Linked DNA regions of Homo sapiens: region 1 is linked to region 2. A link is a contact called in ENCODE Hi-C or POLR2A ChIA-PET data. All regions are on one chromosome and are shown on one strand. The core of a region is the stretch at or near the end of the contact, and the rest is flanking DNA. Distances in the headings are between cores, read along the strand shown.

Region 1 (2,700 bases), core at 72-2,571, 110 kb after region 2:
GCTTTAACCACATTGACTGATTTAACAAAAGAGTTAAAACATCATTTAATTCTGTTGTATATTTCAGTTAATTCTGAGTTTTTCCAACTAAAACAGAATGGGTGGTTGAGTATTTTTCTTTTGCAGATTAGTGCCCAACCTTAAAATTTACAGAGATTCACTGGATTGACTTGGAAGACCACCAGTAATCTCAGAAGTGGCTAAATAACCGGGACAAAAGCATTTACCCAGAAGTGGCTAAATAACTGAGACAAAAGCATTTATGCCTTAGACATGTTTACAGGATGATGGGTCTATGCTGTTTTTTTTTTTTATTTCCTGCCCCCTTTCTAGGAAAATGCAAAAAGTGCTTTTCTTTACACCATTGGACAAATTACTTCAGGATAAATTGAATCCTGTTTACAGTCCAGTAGTTTTATGTAATCAGTTTTTTAAAACCTGAGTTTCAAACAGAAACGCCTCAATCATGTCAAAAACCTGAGTAGTTCTAAGAGTCCTCCTTCTTCTAAATGGTACAGCTGTAAAGAGCAGTGTGACTTTTGTGGGTCCAAGCTCGGGCTCTACTCTTTACTCAAATGTGGTCTTGAACAAGTCCCTAACACTCTCTCAATGTCAAGCCTTCATTGGGCATAATTATATTTACCTTGGTTTTTTGTTTGTTTGTTTTCTGAAAGTCAAATGGCACAATATGAATGTACTCTGTATATTTCAAATGTTAAAAACATTGAGTTGTGGTTTTAGTAATTCTTCTCTTCTTCATAAAGTGGTCAACACCATCACCAATGAGCAATCCTCTTTGTGAGCTTTATTGTATCGGCAATAAGCTGAATGATGGCAAAAGGAGGACAAAGAGGGCTGTCAAATGAGACAAAGGGAACAGTGAGGGCACGGGAAGAAAGACTGGCATATGGTGTGGAGGGGGAGGGGCAAGGCACGAAGATACCGGTCAGTGGAAGAAACACACACATGCACACACCATGCTTCTCCACAAGTAGCTTTTATGTGTTAAAAAAAAAAAAGTGGATAGTAGGGTTAAAATGTCTCTGATCTTTTTTGCCAAATCTTGCCCTATAAAACCAATTGTCAATTTCAAATTGACAGCTGCAGCCCTGACTGCTTAAACAAATGTAACCTCTGTCTCATTTTGCCAGTAAAAAGAAGTCTTTAAATGATATCTTTTAGATTTGTTCTTAGGCCTTTACATGTAACTATCTGTAAAAAAATCTGTAAATCCATCAAATGCAAGGTTTCAGGTGGTGCTCTGGCATGCTGGATGTGTAAGCAGTTCTGGAAATGCCCTCCAGGTGGCATTATCAATAAATTTTTCAGCCTCCAAGTATGGTCCTAGGTCTATTTGAGATTCTGGTTAAAATGCAGATTCCTGAGACCCACTTCAAACTGACCAAATCAATGCCAGTTTGGGTAGCACCTGGGCATCTGCATGCTGTATGAGATTAGTTTAGGGGATTGCTACTCACACGCCAGAGTGAAGATCCCTGATCTGGTCAACATAGGCACCAGCTACAGGGCCCTGGGACCAGATCAGCCTCAGCTGCAGCAGCACCAGGCTGCCTGGGAAGCCCAGCGCTCCTGGGTGGTTGGTAAAGAGTCTTTTCCCTGGAGGAAAGGTAAAGAGTTCTCAGCCCCTCATCTTCCTCAGTCCCTTCTGAATTAAAAGATTGGAGACACTCCATAGGCAGGTTCCTCTCTTGTTTCTTTGCCTTTTATTTATAATCTCGAACGTCACTCGAACCTTTCTGTGTCAGCTTGCTGTTTTAGTTTTGGTTATGATTGGTGAGTCACAGAAAACACAAGCCATTTTTATCTGCAACTAGGACTACTCTCTGTGCATTTGGGCTAAAGGAATCCCTTTTCACCATTTAGGAGGAATGCTGAAGAGAAAGAAAACTTGATATTTAGCGCAGGGGCTAGTGTCATGCATCAATATCTACATCAAAAGACCAGAGGCTTCGGGCCCTCCCCCGCTCACTGTCTGCAGCCTTCACAAGCCTCAGCCAAAGGAAATGGGAGGAAGTGTATTTTTCATAGGAATTAACTCTTGCAGCCAAACAGGCAAATCAGGTGGCTTTAGATTCTTTACCTCATAAATGGCTATGTTGTGCTTTCCTTGTCCAGACTGGCGTTCTGTTTTGTTATAACTTTGCAAATTCAATGAATAGCTTGTAGGTGGGAGGGAAAGAAAAAGCCCATGGAATCTTTATTGCTTTATTTTTAAAAAAAATCCATGGAGTAAGAGAAAGAATGTGACTGCATTTTTATTTATGGTCAATAAGCCCAGATGAATATGTGGTAAAAGTTGTGCAGACTGTCACAAAGCAAATCACCATGTCACAAGAAATATTATTAAATTCTATAATTTCCTTTTCTGAAAGTAGTTCCTCTGTATGGAGTTGGAGAAAGAAAATTACATTCAATATTCACCTTAACTGAAAAGCAGCTGAGTGTGGTGGCTGGTATCCTATAAATAGCAGATCTGTGACCTCATTCCTGTTCTCTCTCTGCCTAGCTGTTTCCAGTTGCAAGTAGAATAGAAAATTGTCAATCATCTGGGCATATAGGCCAGCTTATTTGGATAAATCTGACCCAGTCCTTGTTTTTCGTTAGTGATGCAGGTACTGTACCTCTATTTAAGCAAAAGCCTTCTATGCTCTGTGTTTGTTGCTTTTTGCCTGCACTGCC
Region 2 (2,700 bases), core at 63-2,562:
GAAGACATTTATGCAGCCAACAGACACATGAAAAAATGCTCATCATCACTGGCCATCAGAGAAATGCAAATCAAAACCACAATGAGATACCATCTCACACCAGTTAGAATGGCAATCATTAAAAAGTCAGGAAACAACAGGTGCTGAAGAGGATGTGGAGAAACAGGAACACTTTTACACTGTTGGTGGGACTGTAAACTAGTTCAACCATTGTGGAAGACAGTGTGGCAATTCCTCAAGGATCTAGAACTAGAAATACCATTTTACCCAGCCATCCCATTGCTGGGTGTATACCCAAAGGATTATAAATCATGCCGCTATAAAGACACATGCACACATATGTTTATTGCGGCACTATTCACAATAGCAAAGACTTGGAACCAACCCAAATGTCCATCAATGATAGACTGGATTAAGAAAATGTGGCACATATACACCATGGAATACTATGCAGCAATAAAAAGGATGAGTTCATGTCCTTTGTAGGGACATGGTTGAAGCTGGAAACCATCATTCTCAGCAAAGTATCACAAGGACAAAAAACCAAACACCTCATGTTCTCACTCATAGGTGGGAATTGAACAATGAGAACACTTGGACACAGGCAGGGAACATCACACACTGGGGCCTGTCGTGGGTTGGGTGGAGGGGGGAGGGATGGCATTAGGAGATATACCTAATGTAAATGATGAGTTAATGGGTGCAACACACCAACATGGCACATGTATACATATGTAACAAACCTGCACGTTGCGCACGTGTACCGTAGAACTTAAAGTATAATTAAAAAAAAAAAAAAGTGTCCTGTGTGTTTTTTGTGAAAAAGCATTCCTAGGCCTGGTGCCGTGGCTCACGCCTGTAATCCCAGCACTTCGGGAGGCAGAGGTGGACGGATCACTTGATGTCAGGAGTTCAAAACCAGCCTGGCCAACACAGCAAAACCCCGTCTCTAGTAAAAATACAAAAATTAGCCGGGCGTGGTGGCGCATGCCTGTAATCCCAGCTACCTGGGAGGCTGAGGCAGGAGAATTGCTTGAACCCGGGAGGTAGAGACTGCAGTGAGCTGAGATCATGCCACTACACTCCAGCCTGGGTGACAGGGTGAAACTCTGTCTCCAGAAAAAATAAAATAAAATAAAATAAAATAAAAGAGAGATTCCTAGGCAGTATAAATTAAGCTTATTCATTCTCAATTTTTATTTTATTTTATTTTTTATTTTTGGTGTCCTTTGCAACTACTTGGTCCTTCTTCGTGGTTCCTCTTTCCTCTCTAAACTCTCTAACAGTTTTTCGTTCTTGTTGTCATCCGTAGGATTTGCAGAAAGAGCCAACAACTCCTACAGATGATGACAGTTCTCATTCTGTGAGTTTATCTGATCCTTATTTCATTTTATTAATACAACAATGGCAATTTTGGCTGCTTATACTTTTCCATTTGGCTGCTTGCTATAGAGCTAGAGGGACTTCAAAGAGACTCACATGAAATATTTTTGTTTTATAAGTAGAAAAGCTGAGGCCTAGAGAAGTTAATTCACTTTTATGAAACTCTCAACTAGTTAATCTAATTAGTTAATCACATTAGTTAATCTAGTCTATTAACACTTTTCTTAACCTGAAGTTGAAGTTAAAAATATCTTGACAGATCTAATGGTAAAATATAAGATTTGTGAATGTGCCTCTTAAGCAATGAATGTTTTACAAATGGAAGGAATTATTTTTGTAGCTCAGTACAATCTTCGCAATAGCAGAATTATTCTGAATTCCTGATGCATGTTTTAACTATTATTATGAACATGTATCAGACACATTGTTAACAAGAGTTTCTTATTTCAGAAATGATTCCAGTTCAGTAGAGAAGGCACCTACATAAATGAGAGATCTAAGATTGTTAGATAAGCGCCGTAAGATAAGAAAGCTATGGGTCAGAGGTTTTCTGGTGGAGAGAGTGTTCACTCTTCCGGGAGGTCAGGGGAGACTTCGCAGAGAGCAGGTCACACCCTCCGACACCTCTCAGTCAACACTGCATCCTTTACTTGAAATGATCTTTTCTCCTCCGTTCTCCGGTGAACACACACAGGAAACTATGTCTTTTGGTATTTCGTCAGAATATTTTGTGTGCTGTTGTAGAAGATTTTGTAGGGCTAAGTGGTTTTTGGACAGCCTTATGGATCATGTTTCTTGTAAAAAATGGAAAACCAGTGGAACATCTTAGGCAGGGAAACGGGTATGTGTCTGTAGTATTGATGCCTTAAGTATATTGAAACATCATTGGTGTATTCCTGCACAGACCCGGTACATTTGTTCGGACATTTACAGGAAACCTTTCATTACTATTAGGCTTAGGGTTCCAACTTCGTTTTATTCATGATCATGCCTCATCCTTGTACAATCACGTCCCTAGTGAAGCTATAATAAAAGTAAGATGCCAAGAACTCAGGTATGGAAGAGAAAAAGTTTGTCAAGATTCTGAAAGAAATTAGGGAAATCACTTAAGTTCTCCAGGCTTGTTAACTCCTCATCTTTCTTCCAAAAATTTTCTTTTGTTGGCCGAGTGCCGTGGCTCATGCCTGTAATCCCAGCACTCTGGGAGGTCGAGGCGGGCGGATCATGAGGTCAGGAGATCGAGACCATCCTGGCTAACACAGTGAAACCCCGTCTCTACTAAAAATACAAAAAATCAGCTGGGCGTGGTGGTGGGAG

What was found. A loop is a pair of places that touch in the nucleus more often than their neighbours do. ChIA-PET counts read pairs that join two places held with the same protein, here RNA polymerase II (POLR2A). Pooled maps may share reads with other maps.
Region 1: a loop to region 2 is called in a map of PC-9, with 4 times the contacts of the local background. The contact joins the enhancer-like site here to the promoter of FILNC1 in region 2. A Hi-C loop is called at or near these places in 3 of 168 maps with a recorded cell type or tissue (PC-9, endothelial cell of umbilical vein and heart left ventricle) and 5 of 50 pooled maps. POLR2A ChIA-PET finds 5 or more read pairs at or near these places in 1 of 52 experiments (AG04450).

The regions. Positions count from the first base shown.
Region 1 is chr6:139,880,555-139,883,254 of GRCh38, forward strand. No RefSeq gene overlaps it. Among named protein-coding and RNA genes, the nearest start is that of LINC02941, 94 kb to the right of the region's middle. Within about 2 kb of position 1,322, at least 6 of the 41 ENCODE cell types and tissues checked have a DNase peak (open chromatin) inside an H3K27ac peak, as active enhancers do.
Region 2 is chr6:139,769,761-139,772,460 of GRCh38, forward strand. FILNC1 (FOXO induced long non-coding RNA 1) reads left to right here and starts at 1,313. Exons shown (of 3, transcript NR_038399.2): 1 at 1,313-1,363. RefSeq lists a silencer at 606-783.